2 separate regions of the Homo sapiens genome follow, and region 1 is linked to region 2. The links are chromatin loops, found by intact Hi-C in ENCODE. Cell type or tissue: CD4-positive, alpha-beta T cell. All regions are shown on one strand. Each heading gives the region's core, and the rest is flanking DNA. Links, peaks and the distances in the headings are about the cores only. Region 1 has its middle 4.1 kb from the start of FASTKD1. Region 2 holds the start of SSB (small RNA binding exonuclease protection factor La).

The links. A loop is a pair of places that touch in the nucleus more often than their neighbours do. Peaks named below come from ENCODE experiments on the same cell type or tissue, not always from the same donor. Only the 100,000 strongest peaks of a DNase experiment are listed, where the experiment ranks them.
Region 1: it touches region 2 in a loop (2.6-fold over the local background); 16 of 110 quality-filtered maps call a loop at or near these places.

What each region holds. Positions count from the first base shown.
Region 1 is chr2:169,575,277-169,580,583 of GRCh38, reverse strand. No RefSeq gene overlaps it. Among named protein-coding and RNA genes, the nearest start is that of FASTKD1, 4.1 kb to the right of the region's middle. In CD4-positive, alpha-beta T cell, for the core only: no CTCF peak of the experiment used is centred there; no DNase peak of the experiment used is centred there.
Region 2 is chr2:169,796,300-169,801,677 of GRCh38, reverse strand. SSB (small RNA binding exonuclease protection factor La) reads right to left here and starts at 2,807. Exons shown (of 12, transcript NM_003142.5): 1 at 2,702-2,807; 2 at 652-726. The coding sequence starts at 717. RefSeq lists a silencer at 2,373-2,572 and an enhancer at 2,524-3,024. In CD4-positive, alpha-beta T cell, for the core only: no CTCF peak of the experiment used is centred there; a DNase peak (open chromatin) is centred at 2,787; H3K4me3 peaks cover 1,953 bases; H3K27ac peaks cover 2,091 bases.

The DNA.
Region 1 (5,307 bases), core at 308-5,307, 220 kb after region 2:
AGGTGTGGTGGCAGGCGCCTGTAGTCCCAGCTACTTGGGAGGCTGAGGCAGGAGAATGGTGTGAACCTGGGAGGTGGAGCTTGCATTGAGCTGAGATCGTGCCATTGCACTCCAGCCTGGGTGACAGAGTGAGACTCTGTCTCAAAAAAAAAAAAAAAAAAAAGACGAAATATCCATCTATCCTTGCTAATATGAATGGCTGCTGTTTCTTTATCAATTACAGCTTTAACCTCAGTTCATTCTTCCTGCCTTCTAGATCAAGATTATTAGAATAGAATTACCCTTGCTTACTCACAGCATCCAATCTAGAGAAACCACTCTAAAACTCTCCAAAATCACTTAACACAAGGCTAAAAAAAATTTTTTTTTTCGAGACAGAGTCTCGCTCTGTTGCCCAGGCTGGAGTGCAGTGGTGCAATCTTGGCTTATTGCAACCTCTGCCTCCCGGATTCAAGTGATCCTCCCACCTCAGCCTCCCAAGTAGCTGGGATTATAAGCATGTGCCTCCATGCTTGGCTAATTTTCGTATTTTTAGTAGAGATGGGGTTTCACCATGTTGGCCAAGGTGGTCTCGAACTCCTGACCTCAAGTGATCTGCCTGTCTCAGTCTCCCAAAGTGCTGGGATTATGGGTGTAAGCCACTGTGCCTGGCCAAGACTATATGCTATAATGACAACTTTCTAACACCTTCTTATGGAGACACCTCTTAGGGTACAGCCTACTTCATTGCAACCAGTCAATAAACCCAACTTTGTTTAACTATATGTGTTCCTGGTGTTTTTTGACTGGAAGGCAATGACTTGGATCATGCTGTTTCATCTCTATGTTTTTCTTACATTTGTTTGAAAACCCCTTCTATGCTGTGCATTCAGATTACCTTCATCTCAGATCTATTATCAGTTGATCTAGTTCCAAGCAACCCAAATCAGTGCTGTATAAAATTATTGTCTGGGATTAGTGGTTGTCTAAAGTATTGGAGGACAGGAGGGGGTGAGGGAGACATGGGGAGTGACTGCTAATGGTTACAGGGTTTCTTTTTGGAGTTATGAAAATGTTCTAAATGTGAGTGATAGCTTCTCAACTCTGTGAATATACTAAAAAGCCATTGAATTGTACACTTTAAATGGGTGAATTTTATGGGACGTAAATGAAATCTCAGTAAAGCTGTTTAAAAAAAAAAAAGTGTGGGCTGCCAACTGTCAGGAAGTGAGCATCCAGAAGCTAGACGTGTCCCAGCTGCCCAATTGCGTTTGCTGCATTGGCATCATTTGCTACAGGCATGAGGTTGGGTGCAGGCAGTTGTCTGAGCTCTGAGGCATGGACCACTGGACAGACTGACTGATAATGGTGGACTCCCACAGGCTCTGCCAATCATGCAGTCACTGCCGTGGAGCCCAACTCTGTTGGCATTCTGGCCATGACTTTCAAGATTTTTTTTCCTTTTTGCGGGGTTTATGGTTAATATTTCTGTGGGGTTACATTTTTCCTGTAGATTACTTCTCCAAAGTCTGATGTTAATGTCCCGTGAAGACAGTGCCTTTTAGTGGCCATTATTGCAGTGGTCGGGCTTCACCTGGTGTTGGTAATTTATGTCTTCATAGTGTGGAAGGAGGGCTTGCCTCAGTGGTGGGAAAACAAAACTGAATAGAGCAGCTTTTCCTTTGGAGTGGCAAACGTGGGGGGTAGGCAGGTACCTAAAGGGTTTTTCTTTTTGTCTCTTGTTCACATTAAATGTGATTTACCTCCCACCCCCTGAAAGGTGGATGGGGAGGACAATTAAGTATTTACCGCAGCTAAGATTTTAGAAAAAATGAGGATGGGGAGGGTGACATTTTTCAACCATCTGTTAAGTGCCAAGTGCTTTTTGTTAATGACATATTTTTGACTAAGGATCATGTTTGACTGATGTAATTTTTTTTTTTTTTTGAGACAGAGTCTCACTCTGTTGCCCAGGCTGAAGTGCAGTGGTGCAATCTCGGCTCACTGCAACCTCCGCCTCCCAGGTTCAAGCGATTCTTCTGCCTTAGCCTCCTGAGTAGCTGGGACTACAGGTGCGTGTCACCACTCCCGGCTAATTTTTTTTTTTTTTTGTATTTTTCAGTAGAGACAGGGTTTTGCCGTGTTGGCCAGGCTGGTCTAGAACTCCCAACCTCAGGTGATCTGCCTGCTTCAGCCTCCCAAACTGCTGGGATTACAGGTGTGAGCCACGGTTCCTGGCCTGGCTGATGTAAATATTAATGCAAAAATTGGAAGCTAAGATGAAAGTAACACTAATTAGTAGGAGTAGAATTTATTTCATATTAAAATGTATTGTGGTGTAATTTTTTTGTTGTCGTTGTTGAGACAGAGTCTTGCTCTGTCGCCCAGGCTGGAGTGCAATGGTGCCATCTCGGCTCACTGCAACCTCCGCCTCCCGGGTTCAATTGATTCTTCTGCTTCAGCCTCCCAAGTAGCTGGGACTTCAGGCATGCACTACCATGCCCGGCTAATTTTTGTATTTTTTTTAGTAGAGATGGGGTTTCACCATATTGACCAGGCTGGTCTCAAACTCCTGGCCTTGTGATCCATCCACCTCAGCCTCCCAAAGTGCTGGGATTACAGGCGTGAGCCACCACACCCAGCCTGTGTTGTAATTTTTATGGCTTGGCTAAAGCAACAGTTTTCAGAGTGCACCCTCCTTGGTGCTACTCACAGAGATGTGATGTGCTGTTGCTGCTTTCTAACTCTGCCTACTTTGTGACCTCTTAAGAGGATGAAGTTGATAAAGTAAACCAGTGTCAGTGGCTAAGTCTAGAAGACCTAGAAAACATAGGAATAGGTCCTGAACCTATTGCTCTTGCGATTGCACTGCAGACATCAAGAAGCAGGTGGCTATTTCCACACATTGAGATCTATAATTCGCAATCCCGAAGATGATGGAAAAAATACCCCTTGGTGCATTGCAGAGATGCTACAAATCACCAAGCAAGCCATGGGATTGGCTGTACCTTTAATTGAGAAAAAAAACTTGAGAAGAAGAGCAATAAAACTCACGAGGACATCATTGGTATCAGATCTCAAAACCACGGCTCTTTGGTTGAGGGAAACAATTTTTTAATGAGTAAATGTTCATCTCCAAACCAAAAAGTGAAGTAGACCGTATTCCCCAATGTAAATATTGGCAACCTAAGAAAGCTAGGAAATTTTACAAGACTTGAAACGAAAGTTAACTTCTTTTTTTCTTTTTTCTTTTTTTTTTAAGACCCAGCTATCAGAGACTTTCTATGTCTTAGCAGCCTCCTGATAAAGGAAGTCAAATGACCAATCAAGTTTTTAGTGAAGAAATCCAATCAGGCCAGGTGCAGTGGCTCACGCCTGTCATCCAAGTACTTTGAGAGGCCAAGGCTGGGGGATCACTTGAGGTCAGGAGTTTGAGACCAGCTTGACCAACATGGTGAAACACCTTCTCTACTAAAAATACAAAAATTAGCTGGGCATGGTGGTGCATGCCTGTAGTCCCAGCTACTTGGGAGGTTGAGGCAGAAGAATTGCTTGAACCCAGGAGGTGGAGATTGCAGTGTGCTGAGATTGGGCCACTGCCCTCCAGGCTGGGTGACAGACTGAGACTCCATCTCGAAAAAACAAACAAACAACTATTTTAGTTTTGATGGCTTAACCATTCATTCCCTATGTCTTCATGGTTAATTGAAGGTTACTGACAGTAGACAAAAAATGTATTCTCATTTGACTCTAATTTTTCCCATATTCTACTTGAACAAATTTAAAATGTTCTGCTGCCTATACACCCCGACATCTAGGAGTATTAAGACTAGTCAGTCATAAAATAAACCTGATACATCAGATGAATGCCAGCACCTATTCAATTTCGTTTTGCTCTGTTTTCAGAAATGTCAGAATAAATATATATTGGTTACTGGACATTCTAGAAGGAAGTCTTCAAGTTTTAATTTTTTTCCAGTGTGAGCATGCCTCAACATTTTGCATAGACTGTCAGAACTATTGAAAATTTAGGCTGGGCAAGGTGGTTCATGCCTCTAATCCCAAGCACTTTGGGAGGCTGAGGTGGGTGGATTGCTTGGGCCCAGGAGTTCGAGACCACCCTGGGCAACGTGGGGAAACCCTGTCGCTACCAAAACTACAAAAAGTTAGCCAGCTATGGTGGTGTGCACCTGTAGTCCCAGCTACTCGGGAGGTTGAGGCAGGAGAATCGCTTATACCCAAGAGGCGGAGGTTGTAGTGAGCGGAGATTGCACTACTGCACTCCAACCTGGGAGACAGAGTGAGACCCTGTCTCAAAAAAGAAAAGAAAAGAAAATTGTGCTAAAACTGGTTTTATGACAATAACCATGACCACATAAACCAAGAGTCTCCTCTGTAACCCACACAATAAGAAAGTTGCCCCCTCTCCCTCTCCCTCTCCCTCTCCCCACGGTCTCCCTCTCCCTCTCCCTCACGGTCTCCCTCTCCCTCTCTTTCCACGGTCTCCCTCTGATGCCGAGCCGAAGCTGGACTGTGCTGCTGCCATCTCGGCTCACTGCAACCTCCCTGCCTGATTCTCCTGCCTCAGCCTGCCAAGTGCCTGCGCGCTGCCACGCCTGACTGGTTTTCGTATTTTTTTGGTGGAGATGGGGTTTTGCTGTGTTGGCGGGGCTGGTCTCCAGCTCCTAACCGCGAGTGATCCGCCAGCCTTGGCCTCCCGAGGTGCCGGGATTGCAGACGGAGTCTCGTTCACTCAGTGCTCAATGGTGCCCAGGCTGAAGTGCAGTGGCGTGATCTCGGCTCGCTACAACCTCCACCTCCCAGCCGCCTGCCTTGGCCTCCCAAAGTGCCGAGATTGCAGCCTCTGCCCGGCCGCCACCCCGTTTGGGAAGTGAGGAGCGTCTCTGCCTGGCCGCCATCCCATCTAGGAAGTGAGGAGCGTCTCTGCCCAGCCGCCCATCGTCTGAGATGTGGGGAGCGCCTCTGCCCCACCGCCCCGTCTGGGATGTGAGGAGCACCTCTGCCCGGCCGCGACCCCGTCTGGGAAGTGAGGACCGTCTCTGCCCGGCCGCCCCGTCTGAGAAGTGAGGAGACCCTCCGCCCGGCAGCCGCCCCGTCTGAGAAGTGAGGAGCCCCTCCGCCCAGCAGCCGCCCCGTCAGGGAAGTGAGGAGCGTCTCCACCCGGCAGCCACCCTCTCCGGGAGGGAGGTGGGGGTCAGCCCCCGCCAGGCCAGCCGCCCCGCCCGGGAGGGAGGTGGGGGGGTCAGCCCCCCGCCCGGCCAGCCGCCCCGTCCGGGAGGGAGGTGGGGGCGGTCAGCTCCCCGCCCA
Region 2 (5,378 bases), core at 278-5,277:
CCTGTAGTCCCAGCTATTTGGGAGGCTGAGGCAGGAGAATCATTTGAACCCAGGAGGCAGAGGCTGCAGTGAGCCAATACTGTTGTAGTGAGCCAGGATAGTGCCACTGCACTCCAGCGTGGCCAACAGAGTGAGACTCCATCTCAAAAAAAAAAAAAAAAAAAAAAACTATATTAAAGTTACAATAGCTGAGAACTGACTGGGCAGAAAAAAACTAAGATCATCAAAAATATAGTGTTATTTAACAGGGAAGGTACTTTACCAAGGACTTTTATGTTACTTATGTGTCAGGAATTCTTCTAAGTACTTAACATTATATTCACTAATCCTCCAAACTACCTTATGAGGAGGGAACTACTATTATTCTCATTTTATATGAGACTATGAAGCTAAAATTTTATATGAGACTATGAAACTAAAATTTTAAAAAGATTAAGTAACTCTAGTTTATAGTGTTACCTTTTGAAATGTTTGTACATCTTAAGTTTCACAACCTGGCTCCACCAATATAAAACTGTATGCTATTATATGTTCATCTAAGAATCAAAGGCAAACCAAATGTTGAATATGTCCATGTACTAGAATTAAATGTTCTTTCTGTATTTTCTTTCAAGGAACTTGTTTTTGCAGTTTATAGCACAGGAATCATACCTCAATTTGATGACAGATTTTGGCCTCCAGGGCAGCCATCTTTTCATTATCACCATTTTCAGCCATTGCGGCTATCTGTAAAATTTCCCAAATTAGCATAAAGTTATTTTTTATATAAAACTCAAGAATAGAAAGATAATGTTTACAAAGTATTAATATCCCGTTTTCTTAAAAAATCAAGAATTTCTATTTTCACGGGTTCAGTTTCTTTACTCAGTTCTCAAATATCTCAACAAAGCAACACTTTGGAATAAGTGATGAAAAAATCTAAAAACTATAAAAAACTTGTCTTTCAGTAAATCACTACCCCATCTTCTATAACAAGAAACTGTTTATCTTCACTTAGCTGGTCAAGCAAGCTTTAGGGAAAAAAACTCCAATCACTTACCAACCATTTCCAGTTTTAAACAGATAACTATCTATCTGTATATTACCATGGCTCTCTGTGCATTTGTTTGGTATGGGTTCACCTCTTTTTTTTTTTTTTTTTTTGAGACGGAGTCTCGCTTTTGTTGCCCAGGCTGGAGTGCAATGGTGCGATCTCGGCTCACTGCAACCTCTGCCTCCCAGGTTCCAGCGATTCCGCCTTCGCCTCCTGAGTAGCTGGGATTACAGGCGCCCACCACCACGGCTGCGGCTGACTAATTTTTGTATTTTTAGTAGAGACGGGGTTTCACCATGTTGGTCAGACTGGTCTTGAACTCCTGACCTCTGGCGATCCACCCGCCTCGGCCTCCCAAAGTGCTGGGATTACAGGTGTGAGCCACCGCGCCCGGCCTCATTTCTTTTAAAATGTAGTCACAACTGACTTACCCAAACCTTGTTACCAAGTTAGACATCATAACTTTAAGGTGAAAAATGTTACAGTTCCTTAGATACTCTATGCTAAGGAACATACGAAAACAAAAATGGGAGAATGTGGTCATACTAACACAACATTAAACTGGGGAGTATGCCTACTAATTTACTAATACATTGGATAGCCAGTTTCCTGTTTCGTATTCCTGACATTAGCACTGCAATGAAAAAAGGAAGCTGTGCTATTAGTTTGCTAGAAATTACAAACCAAGTCTTCTACTTACAAAGTACTTGCCTCCAGGACTCTACTAAGCCACCCAGTCATCCCAACTGTACAAAAGTTATGTGAACAAATCATCGAGAATATTGCCATTAGTTGACTCTAGTTATGAACTGATGTAGGTACACTTCCTGGAAGCATCCCCTGACACACTGCAATTGCATTCGATACCATGGATACACATAGGAAGCACTTGCAACGGGGTACTGTGTGATCCACATCCCCCTAGAGAAATTACTCAATTTTATGCATTGTCTTGTCTATCACAATCTACACTCCTAAGTTACTACCGTGATCTAGGGCCCCCTACAAAGCAAACGATGAAATAAAATAACTATTTAGACCCTGCAAAACCTATTTGGCCTAATTTTGGAACTGCGTTTCATCAGATACTTTTCCAGAATGTACGACTGTAAATGAAATATTACCCACGTTTTCCCGTTTCACACTGAAACCTGATGTGAGCGATGAAGGCCCTAACAGACCAAAAGAGTGACGCTGGTGTACATCTGCGGCCCAAAGTTCTTTGGCCTCCAGTCAGTCCCATAGGCTCCACAGAACCCTCCGGCGTTTACCCCGTGCCCACCTCCCCAGAAACTTTACAGAGATGGCCACAAGCCTTCGGTGAGACTAGAAGGCGGTGGAGGTAAAAAAAAAAAAAAAAAAAAAAGACGCAATGGGGATGAGGGCAGCCACAGTCCCGTCTCTAAGCAACCGCGGAACTGCCTGGGCACCAGCCACGTGCGGGGAACCCCAGGATCCCGCATTCCTCGCGGGGGCAGCCTCGCCGCCGCCCGCGCCCCCTCGGCTCCGCCGCCTCCGGCTGCGGCCCACGCGGCGCTCGGCCTGAACGTGAGGAAGGCGAGGGGCGGACGGACGCCGCGAGAAGCAGTAAAGAACGGAAACGCGCAGTCGCGCACCAGCAAAGCGGACCCTTTTGTAGCTTCTCATTAGCCACCGAGAGTTACTCACCTTTAAGGTTCCGGCCCACAGAAGCCGCGCCACAGGCTCACAAACAGCAACAGCAACGACTCCACCTCCCAGCGCCGCCGGCCAGCCTAAAGCGCTCCAAGAAGATGGGGACCGTCCCGGCAGCTCTTGCGGCCTGGGTGGGCAGGGCCACGGACGAGGTGGAGCGGTCCCTGTGCTCTGAGCATGCGCGGCTGCCGGGGCCTCCCAGGGACCCTGGAGTCCCGCCCTCAATCCCAAACAGATTGGGTTAAAAAGTACTCCAGGTTGTAGGGGAATGGCTGCTAGTTTGTGTTAGTATAAACATTTATTTTTAAGTATTTCTGGACGGCGTCTGTACCCCAGCCCTTCCTTTGGCCCTCCATTCATGTGAAGTGCTTTGGGTTTTTTTTCAGATATTTTCCAAAAATGTGTGTGAATACACACACACATCGTGTTGTAGTAGTTCTCAAAAAAAAAAAAAGGACAAGTGAAATTTAAAAAAAAAATCAAAGATCCATGAAATCTTAGAGTTTTGAAAACAATACAGTACAGCGTGTAAAAACTGGGTGTCTGGAATCAGACTGCCTGCTTCAAATAATGGTCCTCCTGCTGTGAAACTGTGATCTTGGACAAGTTGTTCAACTTCTCTGTTCCTCAGGTATAAATAGGGCCGGTAATAAATACTACCTAGTTCATACAATTGCTGTGAGTATTCAACTTGATGCAATATTGTCAACCTAAAGGGAAAAACTGAGGCAAAATTAATATAAGTAGACAGTTTATTTGAGCCAAGTTTGAGGACTGCCACATGAGAGCATGGATTCAAATTGCCCTGAATATATGCTCTGATTAGCAGCACTTACAAGTAGCTTTTAAAGAAAAAAGAAGAGGCAGTTCCTAAATTGTTTACCGATAACTTACATTACAATAACAAGCTATTGATTGGCTATACATTCTTCTTTGTATCACAAATTCGAAGAACATGAAAATGGATGAAGCAGGTAGTAAGGGACAAAGTGACTTGAAACAATTGCCCCCCAAGCATGGCGACTGATATAGTTTGGTTCTGTGTCCCCACACAAATCTCATCTCGAATTGTAATCCCCATAATCCCCAAGTGTGGAGGGGAGGAACCACACACAGGGTGGGAGGTGACTGGATCATGGGGATGGTTTCCCCCATGCTGTTCTCCTGGTGGTTTTATAGGGCAGTTTTCCCTGCTCTTGCTCGCTCCCTCTCACCTGCCACTGTGTAAGACATGCCTCTTCCCCTTCCACCATGATTGTAAATTTCCTGAGGTCTCCCCAGACATGCGGAACTATGAGTCAATTAAACCTCTTTTCTTTATGAATTACCGAGTCTTGGGTATGTCTTTATTGCAGTATGAGAACTAACTAATACAGGGGTGTAGGGACATGACTGAAGTCCCAAACTCATATCTCTCTGTGCCTGATAAATTCCGCATACCTCACATAGTTCAAACTGCTCTGGGCTCTTTTTTCTTTTCTTAAGGCCAATGAGAAAAAACATATTTAACAGGGTTGTGCTCAGGTAGTTTAAATTCAAATTAATTAGATTATCTTTTATCCACTCAAAGAATATTTATCTACTCTCTATTTTATGCCAGACACAATTGAAACCTTAATTCTTGTTTTGATCAAGTCAGTGAGAATATATGTATTTAACAGAACAAATAATATCAGTGTCAGGGTACTCTCATTCATCCATTCAGCTAACTGTTTATTACATGCCTGTTAATGTCCTGGTATGGAGGCTTAACACTGGGAATAGAAAGAAGAGTCAGAATCTGCCTAGAGACAGAGCCACCTAAACAAATATAACTGCTTCTTCATGTCCCACAACATCTGGGCAGAACTGCAGTACAGCCTATTATCAGAAGTCACACCGGCAAAAAAAACATTTATTTCATGTTCTCATCAGGTCCCTGGTCCTTTGCTCTCCCTTTCTTGTCTTTTCTTTTTTATCTTTTTCTTTCTTCTTCTTTTTTTTTAGACAGTCTCCCTCTGTCGCCCAGGCTGGAGCGCAGTGGCACCACCTCGGCTCACTGCAACCTCTGCCTCCCAGGTTCAAGTGATTCTCCTGCCTCAGCCTCCTGAGTAGCTGGGATTACAGGCGCCCGCCACCATGCCTGGCTAATTTTTTTATTTTTAGTAGAGTCAGCGCTTCGCCATGTTGGCCAGGTTGGTCTCGAACTCCTGGCCTCAGGTGATCCACCCGCCTCAGCCTCCTAAAGTGCTGGGATTACAGGCATGAGCCACCATGTCCAACCCTTTTCTTATCTTTTCTTTTTCTCCCTCGTTCCCTTCCAGAAGCAGAGTTCCATGCAGACACACCCTCTGAGGAAAATGAATTCCTGGCGGCAGACCAGGAAGCTTCATGTTTCATTTACAGTACCTAGGAGAGGACTCTCTCTCATACTGGTATCCATCTCTCATAGCATAACTTTGTAAGTCAGTACACTAAAAGACCATCTTTCTGGGTATACACTTAGTACAATTACTTTGAGAACAAATTGATAATATCTATTAAAGTTTAAGATGTGCATAGCTGATGGTGCAGAAAGTCCACTCTAAAGAATATACTCCCAGCCTGGCCAACATGGTGAAACCCTGTTTCTACTAAAAATACAAAAATTAGCCAGGCATGGTGGTGCATGCCTGTAATCCCAGCTACTAGG